Regions from separate parts of the Homo sapiens genome. Here region 1 is linked to region 2. The links are chromatin loops, found by intact Hi-C in ENCODE. Cell type or tissue: PC-3. All regions are shown on one strand.

The links. A loop is a pair of places that touch in the nucleus more often than their neighbours do. Peaks named below come from ENCODE experiments on the same cell type or tissue, not always from the same donor. Only the 100,000 strongest peaks of a DNase experiment are listed, where the experiment ranks them.
Region 1: it touches region 2 in a loop (7-fold over the local background); 73 of 110 quality-filtered maps call a loop at or near these places.

Annotation. Positions count from the first base shown.
Region 1 is chr11:125,139,486-125,144,485 of GRCh38, reverse strand. No RefSeq gene overlaps it. Among named protein-coding and RNA genes, the nearest start is that of PKNOX2-DT, 23 kb to the left of the region's middle. RefSeq lists an enhancer at 2,139-2,695. In PC-3, CTCF peaks have their summits at 2,371 and 2,571 (motif pointing right); no DNase peak of the experiment used is centred here; H3K27me3 peaks cover 633 bases.
Region 2 is chr11:124,968,169-124,973,168 of GRCh38, reverse strand. The region is part of intron 4 of CCDC15 (coiled-coil domain containing 15); the gene reads right to left. Among named protein-coding and RNA genes, the nearest start is that of CCDC15, 16 kb to the right of the region's middle. In PC-3, CTCF peaks have their summits at 1,815 and 2,027 (motif pointing left); a DNase peak (open chromatin) is centred at 2,068; H3K27ac peaks cover 1,878 bases.

The DNA.
Region 1 (5,000 bases), 170 kb before region 2:
GTGGCTGACATTTCATAAGCAAACACGCTGAAGATCCCAGAGAACAAGCTGCTCCACTTTTCGACACTTCGGACTCACCCCATTGATGCTTCTGATTCTGCTGGAAAAAATGCCAACTTGGGCTCTGCAGGTTCCAAGAAGTCGTGAGCTTTTCCCTGCCACCTGATTGGCTGCATCATTCCTCAGCATCACTGCGTGTGTTCCTTGTGGAAATGCTTCGCTTGTTCATCCATAAGCTCCCTCCTTACCTTTCAAAGCCTCTTCTGGGACTGCCTCTTCTGGTGCTTGCCTTCAGTTCTATAAAATTCCTTTGCTTTTCATTAATAATTGCTAGTGTTTATTGCGTTAGTTAATACTAACCATGTCCCAGGTGTTGTTTTAGGGGCTTTATGTGTATTAGCTCTTTTAATCCTCACGACAACACTATGAAGTAGATTCTATTAATTCTAGTTTATGGATGAGGAAACTGAAGCACAGAGAGATTAAATAGTCACTTGTCCAGGGCCGCTTGGCTAACAAATGGAGGAGGCAGGATTAAAACCCAGGCAGTTGGCTGGGGGCAGTGGTGCACGCCTGTGATCCCAGCACTTTGGGAGGCCGAGACTGCCTGATCTCAGAAGTTCGAGACCATCCTGGGCAACGTGGTGAAACCTCATCTCTACCAAAATACAAAAAATTAGCCAGGCGTGGTGGTGGGTGCCTGTAGTCTCAGCTACTTGGGAGGCTGAGGCAGGAGAATCGCTTGAACCTAGAAGGTGGAGGTTACAGTGAGCCAAGATTTCACCACAGCACTCCAGCCTAGGTGACAGAGGGAGGCCCTGTCTCAAAAAAAAAAAAAAAAAAAAAAACCCGGGCAGTCTAGCTTGGGTGTCTATGCTCTTAACCACTACGCTGTGCTGTCCAAAAAAAAAAAAAAAAAGATGGAAACTGAGGCTTGGCTAGGTTCTCCTGGCTAGGTGAAGCATGGGTGCCAGGACTAGAACTGAGGTCTTCCTGATCCCATGTTCTCTGCTGTTCACACTTAGCGGGGCTGCCTCTTGAGGGAAAGGAGGAGAAGCAGATGAGTTTGAGGACCACTCAGGAGGTAGACAAGCTAGGACTATCATGAGGGTAATCAAAGAATAAGGGATACAATAGGAAGCCAAGGGCAAAGCCAGGTTTCTAGGTCAACTGTGCAGCCAAACCTTCATCATCTTCTGCCACTTTATTTTATTTATTTATTTATTTATTTTGAGATGGAGTCTCGCTCTGTCACCCAGGCTGGAGTGCAGTGGTGCAATCTCGGCTTACTGCAACCTCAGCCTCCCAGGTTCAAGCAATTCTCCTGCCTCAGCCTCCTGAGTAGCTGGGACTACAGGTGCGTGCCACCACGCCCAGCTAATTTTTATGTTTTTAGTAGAGACGAGGTTTCACCATGTTAGCCAGGATGTTCTCGAGCTCCTGACCTCGTGATCCACCCGCCTCGGCCTCCCAACGTGCTGGGATTACAGGCGTGAGCCACCGCGCCCGGCCTGCCACTTTATTCTTTATTCATTCATTCTTTCGTTCATTTGACACATACTGTGTTTCAGGTGCTGGCTGGGAAAAGCAGGAATTGGGGAGCGGGTAGACACTGAGACTGGCCATGACACTCACCAGGCCTTACTCCTTCCCCTTGTCCATGGAGCTCAAGGACTTTGCATTCTAGGGGATGGGGTTGATAAATAAATTATTACAACGTGATTATAAGTATATCAATATATCTACATCTATCTGTCTACCTATCTACCTACCATCTACCTACCTATAAAAGGAGTACAAGGAAGACAGCCCATCTCTGACTAAAGAAGTCAGGGGGAGCCTCAATCTAGAGAGGGTACCACTGGAGCCAGTGCTGAAGGTTATGATGGGAATATCCTAGGAGAGTATCGGGGATCCTGGGAGCTTCCCTGGAAAGTCTGTGACTGATGCCTGAGCTCTTCAACCAGAGTCATCAAATTCAGATATTCACTCTGAAAGGAGCCTCAGAGGCCCTCTCTATCCACAGGTGAGCCGACTGAGCAGTGCCAGGCCTGGGGTGAAGCGGAATTTCAGGAAGCACCCCGTCTCCAGCCACACAGGCGCCAACCCGCCAGCACCACCCTGCAAGCAAGGCCTCACCCTGGTCTCAGGCACAGCTCTCTCCAAGGGTCACACAGCAAAGCCAACAGTGCCATGCAAGGACCCCTGCCGCCTGCACTCCAGTCTTCTGCGTTTTGTGATTATGGAGAGCAAGGGAAAGGGAGAAGGAAAAGAAGGGGAAGAGGAGTCAAGAAATGCACCGCAGTCTCCTGTTCCTACAACAGAAAAGACAGCTCTGAAACTCTATATCCACCCACTTCAAGTTCCCGCCTTCCTCAAGCTTTATGTTCAGAAATGAGGATCTCTTCCCCACAGAGCCCTTCCCTCCCCTCTTTCTACTACGTGCTCTTCCAATTCCACACCTTTTCAACATTTATTTCAGCTGCAGATTGTCTTTCAAAAGCTGGCGGGGCGAGCCCTGCAGAGCCCACCACCGCGGCCAGAGGGTTGTAGTTCTACAGTCAGCCAGCAGGGGGCAGGCCTGCTCCGAGTCTCCGTCCTGCCCCGACCATCCCAGCCCCCCAGCCCAGTCACAACTCCTTAGAGATGCAAATTGAGAGGCAGCCTTCCTAACCCGAGAGGGCTGCTAATTCTCTGACAGTATGCAGATTTCCATCTTGCCTTTGCCTGGGTTTATTTGTTTTACTTTGCAATAAATTTAATACAGACTCCCTGAAGCAGAGAGGCAGATGGACTATAAAGTGCATTTTGAGCAGCCTTAGTTACTAGGTTAGTGTGGGTTTTGATCCCTGCTTAAATTATATCTATGAAATTTGACATGGATTTGGGTCTGGGGTTTGCTGGCTCCTTGGTGCTCTGGAGCGGCTTTTAGAGCATTTACAAGGGTTGATTTGATTATTGGGGCTTTAATTTTTCACAGAGGCTAACGAGGAGGCTGGGAAGCCCGGCCGGGGCCTGGCAGGAAGATGGAAAAGCTGGGATAAGTTGGGTTTCTACCTGCCCCAGTGTTCACGGTATCGAAATCGTTTTCTCATGTCCCTCGAGGGGCCCTAAGTCACTCTCACCAAAGAGCTGCATGCGGAAACCTGTTCTGATTCCCGGGGTAGTAGTGCAGCAAGGAGCTAGCTCAGATTCTACGAAAAAAGTCAGACGCACATATGGGACAGACATAACTAAAACATCTATAAAGAAACATTAACAAGAATGGTACAGATCAGCATTGTATAACAATGTAAATTGGATGTGAGGGGACTTGGCAGAAGGACAAAAGTCAACACACTCCTGTTAACCCCTTTGCCTTGTGCCAGAGTGTGCGGCCTCCCACTTCCCTACTTCCTTCCAGCAGATCCCTGAAGAAAGGAGGCAGAAGGAACTAGGAATGGGATGAGTTGGGTTCTTGCCCTGGCTCCACCGATTACTTCTTTGTTCAGATATTTGGTGAATATATTTAATTTCTGCAAGCTTCAGTTTCCCTCTGCACAGCTGGAATTTCATTATCATGAGGACCCAGTAAGAGATCTTCAGGAAGAATGTGTGTAGGCTGTAAAGGACCGGACCATAAAAAGTGAGTACATGGACAGATGTCATTCCCCGGTTGTGAAATGGTCATTGATGGATTAGGGTAGCAAGGCTTCAAGGCCAGAGAGGAGCTATTAATGGAATTTCCAAAGCCAGTCCATGAGGCAACATTGGTGGAATGAGTTGGGTTTCACAAACTAGCCAAGGTGTGAGACGGCCAGCTTTCTCACTGGTGGTGAGTTCTGTTCACCTGTGTGCGAAGCCTGCCTGCCAGCAGAGGACACCCTGAGAAGGTTCCAGCAGCAGCAGCAGCAGCAGCAGACGCCGAGGATTGTCCTGCAGAGCCCTGAGGGCTTGGCCACCCTGGCTGTGGGAGACTGGCAGGGGCTGGTGCTGCAGATTCATCTTCTCCCGCGTGAACCCGAGTGCAGGCAGAGCTCGGAGACAGAGGAGGGAGGGGAGGGAGGGCCCCTTGGCAAGAACCCAACTCATCCCATTCCTAGTTCCTTCCGCCTCTTTTCTTCAGGGGTCTGCTGAAAGGAAGTAGGGAAGTGGGAGGCCCGTCCCTCCTGCCTCCCTCCTCTGCATCTTCACATCTCTTAGGCCAGAGACTGGAGCAGGAAAGGGAGTTTGAGGGGGAACTAAGAGGAATGTGTTTGAAGAGCCAAGAAGAGCAAAGATTTGGGAGCCACCAGAGAAAAGGGGTAGAGAGTAGAAAGAGGCAGGTCGGGGAGAAAGGAAGGAACCATCACACATTGATATTTACTCCTGAAACTTTGAAGAGGATTGTGAACTGCTGGGGGAAGGGGAGAGAAATGAGAGAAGAGAAAGGAAATAACCAGCTCCACATGAAGGAGGGGGTGGGGTACAGGGGAGGTGGAGGCTGAGATTAAATGGAAATGAGGGGCTTGGTCACCATGGAGAAAGAAGCTGGAAGCTTTGGCAGCAGTTTGTCTATTAGGAGGAAAGGCAGGGATCAAAGAAGCTGTGGTGTGTCTATACACACAACCGGATTGGAAAATAACTAGCTGAATTCTGCCCAAAGCAGGGGGGGAGGGGGAAGGGAGTGAAAACTGGTTGAATTCTTTCCCAAATAACAATGGTTCTCCCCACGCTCGTTTCTCCCTTCTATCTGTTCCTCTGTCGCCTTAGGAACACACTACACTGAAACTGTTGGGTTGTGAAGATTTTGTTAAATTAAATTTGGTGACTTCCCCTCCGCCCCAGTGACCTGTGTGTTCAAGGGAATGGAAACCCTACATCCTGTCCCGGACAGAGGAAGGGAGATGGTAGCTGTGGTGGGGAAGGAGGGCGAAAGGAGGGACGCAGCAGTGAGGGTAAACCAGCCGATGCCTTGGTCTTCACGGGACCCTCTGAAGGAGAATGAAGAAATCCAGAAGCAGTGGCCACCGGCCAAAAGA
Region 2 (5,000 bases):
ATATTTCAACTGCTCCAAAAGCTAGAATATACATTATTTTTCTTCTGTTTCTCTGTAGTTACCATAACCCTTCACCAAGCCTCAATCTTGGAAAGGCTTTTTCAATGACATGCTTTGAGGACTGTCATTGGGTGAATAATGGCCACCCAAAGATACCAGGTGTTAATCCCTAGAACCTGTAAATATTACTTTATAAGAAAAAAGGGCCTTTGCAAATGTGATTAAGTTAAGGATCTTGAGATCTTAAGGACATTGAGAAGATAATCCTGGATTATCCATACGGGTCCTAAATGCCATCAAAAGTGTCCTTACGAGAGAGGTAGAGGAAGATTCAACATACAGAAAAGGAGGTGATGTGAAAATGGCATGCAGAAATTGATGTGATGCAGCCACAAGAAAAGGAATGCCAGCAGACACCAAAAGCTGGAAATGTCAAGAAACAAACTTTCCCCTAGAACCTGAGGATGGAGCACAGCCCTGAGGACACCTTCGTTTTGGTTTAGTGAAGTGGATTCTGGACTTCTGGCCTCCAGAACTGAGAGATAATAAATTTCTGTAATTTTTTAAGTTATTAACTTTGAGGTAATGTGTTACAGCAGCCACCAGAAACTAATACAAAGACTAAAGTTAATGTTAACAAGCAATTTAACAAAAACATAGAACCCAGGGGGATATTATAAATTAAATTATGCAATAATTCAAATAAACAAGTAGATAAGCACATTTCTCTGCAAGATGATGTTGGTCATTACATATATATGTAATTGTGTGAATGTCTGTGGTATATATATACATTTGTATGTATACTTACATATATGTTTAAATGTACATATGCATATGTGCATGTGTTGTATGTGTGTAAATACTCAAAACATAAAATTTGACCAAAAGTCTTTTCTATCTAGAACCTTAGGCACACTATTGATTCTTTTGTAGTTAACTGTTATTAACAGACTACGATTAAATCTCTAAGGCTTAGATTCCCTGATGAAGATGAATTACTCATAATTAGATAAATAATTAGATAAATAGAAAACCTAGCAAATGAAAAATCAATATAACTCCAGATAAAACAAAAAGCCATACATAGACGGAAACATAATCATAGTTTACTCATAGATCAGCTGTGACTAATGTTTATATAGTCATAACAACATAAATGTTTAATATAGATCTAAGCAAAATTACAATATAACTATAAAGAGAGGACGGGAGTGGAAAGAGTGCATGTGTAGTGGTGGCAGGGGAGAGAAAGAGGAATAAATCCTCATCCTTCCTAGTGGTAAATCAATAAAAAATGCCTAAATTTTTTTTAATTAAGAAGGAGTATTACTAGCATGTTGCTCAGAAATATGAATATTAACACCAAAAGACAAAACTAAAAGAATGCAAATAGTTGCTTCTGAGGAAGATGAGGAAATGTGCAAAGTACTTATCTTTTTTAATAACAATGCATGCAACTATTTACTTTACTTGTTCAAACTATGTACATATATACTTTCAATAAAACTCAGTGTAAAAAATGAGAAAAAAAATCCCAGACAATATCCCTCAAAAAGCTTCCTCTCATGAACAACATAAACATATAAATGCATTTTTGGTTCTCATATTGCATATATAAATACATATGTACATATATCAGACCTCAGGAATATCCTACAGAACATGGGCCTAAATTTTAGCTTGGAGCAGTTTGTTATTACCGACCTTCTGAAGCCTACTTCTGTCAACTCATCAAAGTCATTCTCCATCCAGCTTTGTTCTGTTGCTGGCGAGGAGCTGTGACCCTTTGGAGAAGAGATGCCCTGGTTTTTAGAATTTTCAGCTTTTCTGCTCTGGTTTCTCCACATCTTTGTGGTTTTATCTACCTTTGGTCTTTGATGATGGTGACCTACAGATGGGGTTTTGGTGTGGATGTCCTTTTTGTTGATGTCGATGCTATTCCTTTCTGTTTGTTAGTTTTCCTAACTAACAAACCATTGCCAACAAAACTTTGCTTGCACTGACCCCTAGAGACTATATCCCAGGTATACCAGACAACCAATCACAGTGCCTTCTAAGGAATACTGCCAGGCCTACAAGCCCTATTAAAGGGGCGGCCTTAGGCAACTTCCTCCCTAGCCTTAGCTGACTGGAGCAAGGGTTGTGTAGTAATATGTCAAATAAAAATAGGCCTTGATGCAATGTCTTCTGCACACCAAAAAAAATGTCTATTTTGCACACAGAAACATAACTTTAACAATTAGCAAAAGCACTTCTTTGTAACAAAACGAAAATTGTAATATATAAATTTTGAGATTTAAATCTTAAAATCTAAAGCAAACTATGATTAGATAGTAAAATTTAAAGCATCAAGCAAATATGAAGGATAAAATTTGAGAAATATAGATATCTAACTAGGACACTGTTCATATTTTCTTCAGTTCTTTTTAACTTGTTTGTGTAATTTTTTAGCCAATCAAGAATAAGATAGAATTTACATGTAACTGTATAAACAAAACAATTAGTAATACTATGTAGGTCATGGGAAAAGAGTATAGATGAGATCTAATATTTATAGAATTTTACCTACTTTATTATCATGGAGGACTAATACCAATGTAAAGTGTATTGTTAAGGCCATAAAAATCTAATCAAAGTTGAATTCTATTCAAGTATAATGTAGTTTATTTGCAAATGATATCATACTGATTTTTAAATGTGTTAGACTTTTCAGTGGCCAGAAAATACCATACATTAAAAGTTGAACTCACATGAGCCACTTTTTATAGCCCATGAATCCCAGTGCAATGCAGCGAGTTGCATTATCTTTCTTTTGTCACAATTGCTATCAATCTATAAGATGGCCAGTAATGTAGACCTAATGCAAAAAGGCAAGCTGGGCCAATAAATATTCCTTACCTCAGATAATAAACTAGGAAATATCCAGAGAAAAGTTAGAGAGAGGACTTGAACATAAAAGGTCCTAAACTGGAAAAAAGAGGCTAACGGGTCCTCAAGTATACCAAAGTTATGAAGCTGTGATGAGGAGATGACAATACCAGTTAATGGTAGAGAAATGAGAAAATAAGAGGGAAGCATACATGTAGAAACAAGGTGACCAACTATACTAGTTTACCTAGAACTGTCTCAGTTTTAGCACTGAAAAGTCCCATGTCCTGGAAACCCCTCGATCTTAGACCAATAGGGAAGGTTGGTCACCCTATGAGAAGAACTGAATCAATCAAGCTACTGATTAAATATTAGTGTGAAGATCAAATATCTCATGCTCTTGGGGTCACTGGAGCTCACATCCAGAAAAACTCACATCCAGAAAAACTCTCCAGTTGCATTCCTCAAAGGAGTTTGGATTTGTGTGAGATTCTGATTCTTCCCTTATTAACCCATGTGTATTCTTCAAATAAACTTTCCCCTTGTTTGGGTTAGCCTGAGTTCTTGCAGGCAAAAGTGTCTGACTGAAATACTAGTTTTTTCAATGGTAGATTACAAGAATTTAGCAGGCTATTTCACATTACTTAAAGCTTTACTACAAAAAGTAATTATTTCCATGGTTTTAAAAAGCTGGAAAACTAGCACTGTAAAGAGAGAATAAAAATAGAAATAAGATAGTAAAAGATTCAGTGAGAAACAAAAAGCTGGAATAAACCATGCTAGAAAACAGTAGCAAACTGAATAGGGACAGATCAATAAAAAGTTATTATATGGTAAGACTAAAACAATGATCAGTTGTTCTTCAATTCCTCACCAAAATGCCGCTTTCAAGGGACATCACAGAAACTGAATCCCTAAAGATAAATATCAGTCCTAATGAAAACAAAATACTGGTTCTATATATTATAAGACACTTGAAATTTCTTCCAGTCTACAATTCTAGCTCCTACCTTTAGGCAACTAATCTTAACTGACCTTTGAACAAGTAGGTAATACCAAGTATTATCAAGCAGAGGGTGAGGTAAGGGGTGCGGATTAAGAGCACTAGTGGCCAAATCATATTTAAAATACAGTATTGTGTTGTTTTTGAGGTCCTATTTCAGAAGAATATTGAAAAACAAAATAGTATTCAGAAGAAATCAATAAGGCATTAGGAATATAGAAACCCAAAAAAGAAAAATGATAACTATAATCAAATACTTGAAGTGCTCTCAGATGCTATCTTATTTTTTATTACCTGAGAGGGCAAAATTAAGACCAATGGATAAAAGTTATAGGGAGGAAGATTTTTGACTCAACATGTTGAAAAAATAGTTGCAATAATTTCAAGTCTTCTAAAAATAAAATGATCAGTCTGAAAAAGTAATGAGTTGTCCAATAGTGGAGGTGTTGTGGCAGGAATTAGATGGCCACATATGGAGATAATATAAAAAGAATTGGGGGGTCCATTCCAAGATGGCTGAATAGGAACAGCTCCGGTCTGCAGCTCCCAGCGTGATCGACGCAGAAGACAGGTAGATTTCTGCATTTCCAACTGAGCTACCTGTCATCTCCTTGGGACTGGCTGGACAGTGGGTGCAGCCTACGGAGGGTGAACCGAAGCAGGGTGGGGCATCGCCTCACCCAGGAAGTGCAAGCAGTCGGGGGATTTCCCTTTCCTAGCCAAGGGAAGCCATGACAGATGGTACCTGGAAAATCGGGACACTCCCGCCCTAATACTGCGCTTTTCCAACAGTCTTAGCAAATGGCACACCAAGAGATTATACCCCGCACCTGGCTTGGCAGGTCCCACACCCACAGAGCCTTGCTCACTGCTAGCGCAGCAGTCCGAGATTAAACTGCGAGGCAGCAGCCTGGCTGGAGGAGGGGCGTCCGCCATTCCTGAGGCTTCAGTAGGTAAACAAAGTGTCTAGGAAGCTCGAACTGGGTGGAGCCCACTGCAGCTCAACGAGGCCTGTCTGCCTCTGTAGACTCCACCTCCAGGGTCAGGGCATAGCTGAACAAAAGGCAGCAGAAACTTCTGCAGACTTAAACGTCCCTGTCTGACAGCTCTGAAGAGAGCAGTGGTT